Linked DNA regions of Homo sapiens: region 1 is linked to region 2. A link is an interaction called in ENCODE POLR2A ChIA-PET data of the cell type or tissue named here. Cell type or tissue: CD4-positive, alpha-beta T cell. All regions are shown on one strand. Each heading gives the region's core, and the rest is flanking DNA. Links, peaks and the distances in the headings are about the cores only. Region 1 overlaps LSM14A (LSM14A mRNA processing body assembly factor). Region 2 overlaps GARRE1 (granule associated Rac and RHOG effector 1).

Evidence for each region. Peaks named below come from ENCODE experiments on the same cell type or tissue, not always from the same donor. Only the 100,000 strongest peaks of a DNase experiment are listed, where the experiment ranks them.
Region 1: POLR2A ChIA-PET joins it to region 2 with 6 read pairs; 10 of 35 experiments call an interaction of 5 or more read pairs at or near these places.

What each region holds. Positions count from the first base shown.
Region 1 is chr19:34,190,722-34,195,110 of GRCh38, reverse strand. LSM14A (LSM14A mRNA processing body assembly factor) reads right to left here. Exons shown (of 10, transcript NM_015578.4): 2 at 470-633. Among named protein-coding and RNA genes, the nearest start is that of LSM14A, 20 kb to the right of the region's middle. In CD4-positive, alpha-beta T cell, for the core only: no CTCF peak of the experiment used is centred there; no DNase peak of the experiment used is centred there.
Region 2 is chr19:34,268,387-34,272,775 of GRCh38, reverse strand. All of the region lies in intron 1 of GARRE1 (granule associated Rac and RHOG effector 1), which reads right to left. Among named protein-coding and RNA genes, the nearest start is that of GARRE1, 16 kb to the right of the region's middle. RefSeq lists an enhancer at 1,960-2,660. In CD4-positive, alpha-beta T cell, for the core only: no CTCF peak of the experiment used is centred there; a DNase peak (open chromatin) is centred at 2,565; H3K4me3 peaks cover 1,528 bases; H3K27ac peaks cover 3,962 bases.

The DNA.
Region 1 (4,389 bases), core at 160-4,159, 78 kb after region 2:
AATAATCTTACCTAAGAGTAGCTGTTATTGCCTTGGTTTGCAATATAAACCATATCTCAATAGCATGGTAGCACGGATCCTAGATTCTGAAGCAGGCTGCCTGGATCTGTTCAAATTGTGGCTCCATCTGAACTTCCTCACTTGTTAAAAGTGAGAATAATTATAGTACCAACCTCAGAGGGTATCTTATATGCACAGCACTTCTACAGAGTAGCCTTCAATGTTAGCTATGGTAATTGTTGTTGAAATTAGAAAATATTTCATAATAAATTCCTCAGCTGTTTCTTACCTTAGTTCTAATTTATGATACAAAGAGAAAAACCTAGATGAGAACATTATCCAGTAATTTCAGGTATCCCAGTAACTTGGAAATGATAAGCTACATGAACATTCAACTAGAGAGAAAAAAGCCAAGGCTAACCCTGTGCGGAGTTTACCTGTACTCCAAGACAAATTTACCATCAGTTACCTGAACAATAGCTGGGTCTTGAGGCAAAGAACACTGTGGTTTTGGTGGCTCACAAACAGTAAGGTCTTTAATGTCACTCCCACGGAATATAATGTATTCAAAGACTTCATCTCGAGGTGGTATTGGACGATCTGTCGGTCTGTCTTCTGTACCAAAGGATCGAACTGGCAAGAAAACAAAGGATATGAGATGTGTGACTACTCATCACATTCAGGTAGTACCCCAGATTCTAAATGTTGTATTTCAAGTACTAAGCAGTAGTTCTGAAATGTCTGAGAAAGTATTCATTAATCTATAGCTAAAAAAGTTTTTTTAAAGAGGAAAATAGAGTGGCTTTTGCCCGAAGTTAAATATATGCAATATAAAAGACTATCTGTATTATGAGGTTGTGTTCCTCTTATATTTTTATTTATTTGTATCTTTAGTGGTTGTAGTGGGGTGTTAAAATGTCCTTTCATTATTTATTTATTGATGAGACTGGGTCTCTGTCCCCTAGGCTGGAGTGCAGTGGTGTGGTCATGGCTTCCTGCAGCCTCAGCTTCCCGGGCTCAGGCGATCCTTCTATCTCAACCTCCCACGTAGCTGGGACCACAGGCATGTGCCACTAAGCCCAGCTAACTTTTTTTATTTTTTAGTAGAGATGAGGTCTTGCTATTTTGCACAGGCTGGTCTTGAACTCCTGGCCTCAAGTGATCTTCCTGCTTTAGCCTCTCAATGTGCTGGGATGAAAGGCCTAAGCCACTGTGCCTGGCTCACGGTTAACTTATTTTTAATGTCCTCATTCGACAAAATAAAAATTAGCAACCCATGTCTTTCTTGGGGAAGGAGTGGGAGACAAAGATTCCTCCAGTCTACAAAATCTCAAAGTTTGGGTATTGACCTTTGGGACACAGAGAGCAATGAAGGTATTAATAACATTTACCTTGCTGAGCAGTAAGTCCTCTAGAAGCCAAGTCAAGCAGCTGCCAGCTACTCAGCCCCATGGGACAGCTTGAAATACCCTAGTTACCTAAAATATCTACCATATAATTAAATCTGATTATTTTAACAATGAAGACAGCATTACTCAAAGTTAAACTGGGGACCACCTGCAACACAGTAAACTGGCTACGAATAAAGATTTCTACCGAATCTTTTTGCTGGGGACAGGGTCCAAAAATCTGCATTTTAAGCCAATTTCTGGCTAGGCACAGTGGCTCATGCCTGTAATCCCAGCACTATGGGAGGCCAAGGTGGGAGGACTGCTTGAGCCCAGGAGTTTGAGACCAGCCCTAGCAACACAGTGATGTTCTGTCTCTACAAAAAAATAAACATTTTTAAAAATTAGCCAGGTGTGGTAGTGCATGCCTGTAGTCCCAGCTATAAGGAGGCTGAGGTATGAGGATCGCTTGAGCCTGGGAGATTGAGGCTGTACTGAAGCGTGGCTGCACTGCAGCCTGGGTGACACAGCAAGACCCTATTTCAAAATAAGTAAATAAAATAACCAAATCCCCAAGTTTCTTATAAATACATAAGTTTCAGGTTCATTGTCCTGGGAGATTTCTGAAAATGTCTGCATCCATACAGAAGTTCCAAATAGAGAATATGAAACATCATATTTCATTTAAAGAGTACCCTAAAGGAAGTAAACCCCTTAACATTTCTATTTTTTTTCTTTTTTTTTGAGATGGAGTTTCATTCTGTTGCCCCAGCTGGAGTGCAGTGACGCAATCTTGGCTCACTGTAACCTCTGCCTCTTGGGTTCAAGCGACTCTCCTGCCTCAGCCTCCTGAGCAGCTGGGATTACAGGCGTGTGCCACCATGCGCAGCTAATTTTTGTATTTTTTTTTAGCGGAGATGGGGTTTCACTATGTTGGCCAGACTGGTCTAGAACTCCTGACCTCAAGTGATCCATCCGCTTCGGCTTCCCAAAGTGCTGGCATCACAGGCGTGAGCTACCGCGCCTGGCCCCCTTAGTATTTTTAATGCATACGCTTTTTTTTTTTTTTTTTTTTTTTTTTTTTTTTTTTGCAGAACTGATGCAGCGCCTCATGCCTGCAATCCCAGCACTTTGGGAGGCCAAGGTGGGCAGATCACTTGAGGTCAGGAGTTTGACACCGGCCTCAACAAAATGGTGAAACCCCATCTCTACTAAAAATACAAAAAATCATTAGCTGGGCATGTTGGCATGCACCTGTAGTCCTAGCTGCTCAGGTGGCTGAGGCGGGAGGATTGGCTGAACTCAAGAGGCAGAAGTTGCAGTGAGCCAAGATGGCGCTCCTGCACTCCAGCCTGGGTGACAGAATGACAATCTGACTCCAAAAAAAAAAAAAAAAAAAAAAACAACAAAAAGAATGTTATTTCAGTGTAAATAATGTCCTACACTCTTATTCTAAAAGTTCTTTCTAGTACTTATGAGACTTCCAGGAAAGACAGTGGCACAGGTAGTTTGGCAGAAGATCCTTCCCTAAAACTAAAGGAAAGAAACAAAAAGGAAGTTAAAATATCCCTAAAATCATGACAAGTTCTCAAACTCATACCACGAAATTTTATTAAATAGTATCATTCAGGTACAGAATGAGTTAGTTGAAACTGAAAGACCAACCCCAGAATCCATACGTAAGTATCCTCTGCCCTCTCCTGCCCCCCAGAGAAATTTTGACTAGCATCTTCAACTTGCTAAGATGGGGACAGGGACTGCGGAATGCCCTACCTGAAGCTCCCTTTCTCTGATGGCCAAACAGTACTTTAGCAGGCAGGAGGATTTTATATTTTTACCTTTATCCAAAAGGAAGGATAAGGAGGAGAAAGGACTAATTACAAATAAATCAATCTCACCCCTAACCTCAGTACCATCAAAACAAATAAAGTCTCATGCTTCCAAAGTAGCAGATGAGATCATCCTGAAGCAGAGAGGGAAAAAGTCAAAGGCCCTTCTTCTACAAAATTAGAGAAGCTCTATTAAGCTTCCTAAGGCCTAACAGAGCTTAGCCAGGTGAATTCAGAGTCAAGTAAAAAGAGAATCTGCATTTCACGTTTTGGCAAGCAGCAGGTACTGAAAGGACCTACTAAAGAAAAAAAGAGTAGAAAAATCAGGGAATCAAGAAAAATTTTACAGGAAAGATGGAAAGAAGGGAAGAAAAGAGGGAAAGGAGGGAGGCAATGATGGAAGGAAAGAAAAAGGTGTATCAAAATAAAGAAAAAAGGCAGTAAAGAAGAAGAGAAGAATCAAAGAGGACACGGTCTTCATTTACTTATTTTGTTTTTTTTTCCATTACCAGCAGTTTGCCCTGATAGGACACAGTCTTCAAAAGGTAGATGAAATACATTCAGTATTAGTATTTATCACAGAAAATAGAAGAAATTTTCTGAAACAACTGCTTCGACATTCACAAGAAAAACAGATAGCATAGACTTTTATGATCAAAACAACATTGAAAGGGTAGCATGCAGAATTAAGGAAAGAAAATTACACAAGATAAATAAAACAGCATAACTAATAAATGCAACAACAGTCAATGCAGCAAAACCAAATCACTAGAAGAGAATAATTTTGAGAAAAGGTAAACAAGATGTCATGAAAAAGTACTACAGCATTAAAAAGGTTAGAGAGAAGATGATAGTTATGAAGATCCAACAGTTAACTGCTGCCCCTGAGATAGACAAAAGAATAAGAAAAATATAATTAAAGATATAACAGAATAGAAATGTCTTAACATGAAGGCCTAAATTTCATCAAAAGCTTTCACTGTATTTCCAGAAAAAAACAAAACAAACAAACAAAAAACAGACCACTACAAGCCACAGAGACTTATGCTTTGGTATATCAAAATAACTCAAAAAAAGTGTTATCTAAAGATAAGAAATGGACAATAAATTCATTTCAACACAGAAGTCTACATGACAATTTACTTTGGTTCTAGAATAGAAATAGTTCTGGA
Region 2 (4,389 bases), core at 275-4,274:
ACAGGTTGAGCTCTCCATTCTTGCACCATCCCACCTCTGTCAAATATCCAGACCATGGCACTCTGCTTACCACTCCTAGAAGATGGTTAAGGCTTCCAGCTTCTTGGAACTGATGAGAAGCTGAGCTGGAGCAATGAAAAGTGACCTCTCTCTAGGAGATCATACTCCGTATCACTGCTGATGATTCCCAAATTCAACTCTCCAGTCAAGACCTCCCTCTCCAAGGACCAGACCCAGGAGACATCTCTGCAGGGTCTTCAAGTTTTACCCTTTCATGGCCAGGGCACGGTAGCTCACGCCTGTAATCCCAGCACTTTGGGAGGCCAAGGTGGGTGGATTACCTGAGGTCAGGAGTTTGAGACCAGCCTGACCAACATGGCAAAACCCTGTCTCTACTAAAAATACAAAAATTAGCCGGGCATGGTGGTGGGCGCCTGTGATCCCAGCTATCTGGGAATCACTTGAACCCAGGAGGCAGATGTTGCAGTGAGCCAAGATTGCATCACTGCACTCCAGCCTGGGCAACAGAGCAAGACTATGTTTCAAAAAAAGTTTTACCCTGTCACCTTTCTATTTCCCACTCCTCCTGCTATATTTACTGCCTTGCTTGGTCAAAGGCACAACCAACTTTTAACCCAAACTTAAGGTGTTATTCCAGATGGTCCCCGTCCTGTTGTCTAGCCTGTCCTTTCAATCCTGTCAATCCTGTTCACCACAGTGCCTCTTCTACAGCAACTGCTCCATAAATGTTACCTATTATTATTATATCCTAAATGTTTCTCATTTCCTCCTTACCCTTGCACTACTCAGCTTCCAAGGAAATTGACTTCCAGAGCAAGCAATATCAAGGCACAGAAGCTGACAGAATGCCTTCTATGAGGACAAGAAGCCAGCCTGCCAAAGGCTCAGGCCCTAGTTTTTTTGTTTTTGTTTTTGTTTTTGTTTTTGAGACTTGCTCCATGCCCCAGGCTAGAGCACAGTGGCACGATCATAGCTCACTGCAGCTTTGACCTCCCTCAAGTGAACCTCCCACCTCAGCCTCCTAAGTAGCTCAGCTAATTTTTATTTTTTGATTTTTTGTAGAGATGGGGTCTCTCTACATTGCCCAGGCTGGTCTCAAACTCCTGGGCTCAAGCAATCCTTCTGCCTCGGCTCCCAAAATGCTGGTACTACAGACATGAGCCACCGCGCCCAGCTCCTAGTTCTTTCAATGAAAGTGCACAGAAGGGGCCGGGCGTGGTGGCTCACACCTGTAATCCCAGCACTCTGGAAGGCCGAGGCGGGTGGATGACGAGGTCAGGAGATCGAGACCAGCCTGGCCAACATGGTGAAACCCTGTCTCTACTAAAAATACAAAAAGTTAGTTGGGTGTGGTGGCACACACCTGTAGTCCCAGCTACTAGGGAGGCTGAGACAGGAGAATCGCTTGAACCCGGGAGACAGAGGTTGCAGTGAGCCAAGATCACGCCACAGCACTCTAGCCTGGGCAACAGAGTGAGACTTCATCTAAAAAAAAAAAAAAAAAAAAAAGAAAGTGCACAGAAGGTATACCTGAACACTAGCTGAAGCTGATAGAGCACAGCATACTCTAAGTAGCAAACTAAGAATTATGAGAATGTCAGATATGAAAATAGAAACTAACAAATGGCTTTAATCCCAGGGAACCAAACATTCTACTTTATTCCATTTTATAAGTTAGTAATTAGTAATTCAATTCTTTAACACAGTGGTTCTCAACAAGTGGGGAAAAGTATAATTTTGTGTCCTTCTCTGCCCTACCAACATCTGGCAATGTCTAGAGATGTTTTGGTTGTCACCCTGGGCAAGTGCTAGTGGGTAGCATCCAGTGGGTAGAGGCCAGAAGTGCTGCTGAACATCCCATAATGCACAAGACAGCCCCTACAAAGAATTATCTACCCCAAAATGTCAACAGTGCAGCTCTTAAGAATCTCCGATAAACTAATGCTTTGAGCACCTTCCATATTCAAGTTAACTAATGTATAACAAGTTACTTCTTTCTGGGGAGATGATACAAACTTTCTCCATAAATTAAGCTATAACGGGTCCATAAGCTAAGAAGAGGCATCATCAAAAAAGAGACTGATAAATGCTAAATAAGTCGTTTAGAAAACAAATGCCATGGGTTCAGAGGAAGGAGGGTGCCATAGAGGCTGAGGCCCCCCTCAAAGATCTGAGAGAGCAGACTAGGCTCCTCAGCTCACTTCAAGCTGCCAGTCAAGGCCCTCTAGAGAGTAACCAGAATCCACCTCCCTATCCTTACCTGCAACAGGGCCTGTCCCTTCAACTTAACCTTCCCTCAAGCTGCAGAGGCCACAGGGCCACGACATTCCACCCACATTGTTACTGCTGAAAAAAGCCCTCACTTCCTTCACAAAAGTGCTGTCCTCCAACTAAACAGCAACCCCTGTCTCCACCCACAAGGCTGAGGACATGATGTCACCTCAACCCAATCACAAAATCATGTTCCTATGACTCCTAGAGGAAGAAGGTAGTGAAAAGATTAAGGTGGAAAATGCCTTAAATGGCTCAGGCCCTGAGGCCTTGTCCTCTGCCACCTAAAATCACTGCTTAGCAGCAGCCAGCCAGGAGCCGCCTCATTTCCTGTGCAACTGCGGTAAAAATAGGAAGTGGGGGAGGAAGTTCACAAAGCAGAAACAAAAGTAATCACTGCCTAGCTTCCTGAACACAAATCACCGAGCAGGGAGGGTATCATTAAAACATCAGAAGAGAAAGGCGGGCATGGAGAGCAAGGCCAGAGGAAAAGAAGTGACACTTTGGGGTGGGGTCCACCAAGCCCAGACTATTTCTGTGCCTGAGACACTGCTCCAAAAGGAAAACTGGACAAAACTGGACACTAGCCTATTCTACAGAAATGGCTTCCATGGAATTAATACTAAAGCATGTTCACTTGAAGACATGCAAAAACTGAACTGTTCTAGCAGAGTAAAAAATATCAATGAAAAGGTTTTAAGGAGGCCAAGATTAAACTATTTTTCTAGTCAAGAGGTAGCTACTAAAACAAAACAAAGGTCAGGTCTGGTGGCTCACACTGTAATCCTAACACTTCAGACGGCCAAGGCAGGAGGATCACTTGGGCCCAGGTGTTCATGGTTGCAGTGAGCTATGATCATGCCACTGCACTCCAGCCTGGGTAACACAGCAAGGGCCTCTCTCAAAATAAATAAATAAATACATAAATAGAAATAAATTTTAAAAACAAAACAAAAGAGCTACTATATAATTGATTGGTTGACAAAATCCGAAGCCCATGTTATCCTATACTGAGCTATGAAAACTCAGGCGGATAGGAAAAAAACTACTGAATAAACATTCTAATCAGTGCCAGAATCTATCACAAGTAAAAATAAAGAGGCTTCTACAACCATCCCCACCCCCAACACGGGTCAACCCTGTGAGGCTCCAGGCACCCAGGATGCAGTGGGAAAGGAGACAGATGCAGCACCGGCTCGCTACCAATCTCATGTGGGAACAACCTGCTTCCACGTGGTGATCCATGACCGCCTCTGGTACTGACATTTGCTCTGTAACAATTTACCACCACAAACCATGGCGTTCCTCTATGAAGCCAAAGCAACTTATCATTAGCGGTTCTGAAGAGCTTTTATATTTGGTAATCTACAAACAACTGATCATTTCATTTAAGCAGAAGAACAACTTTTCTAACCGCAAGGTCAACAGAGCCAAAATTTACTTTCAAAATAACAGAGGTTTTAAAAAAATAGGTCAAATGTGCTAAGTAGTAATATAGATAAAGAACAGGCTTAATTTTGTTTCATTTGAGGGGTGGCTTGTTGTTTTTGCTTTTATTTTTGGTGGGGAAGGAACAGGAAGATCAATGCGTAACTTTTTTTAAACAGTCACTACGTTAATAAGTAAAAAAGTAAATGAAACGGGTAGTAATCACCACATATTCAATTTCTTTTTTCTTTCTTCTTTTAAGAGACGGAGTCTCACTGTGTTGCCCAGGCCAGTCTCAAACTCCTGGACTCAAGCAACCCTCCCACCTCGACCTCCCAAAGTGCTGGGATTACAGGTGTGAGTCACTATACCTGGCCTCAATTTCATACAAAGAAAAATAGTGAACATTTAATGAAAAAAAAAAATCCAGTATTACTTGGTCCTGATGAGGACAGACCTAGCTGTCTGTCTGATTTTCTGGTAACAAATGGACTTAACTGTACTCTAAGACTGTTGTTTTAGTCTTCTTATGAAGTCAAAAGCTCACTCTCAAAACCTGCTGCCATCAAAACAAAACAAAACTAGTATTAGAACTCTTGAAGGAATTCTATTACAGGAACACTGTGAGCCAAAAAAAAAATCTTTGTTAAACAGAGATCTTCAAAGGAA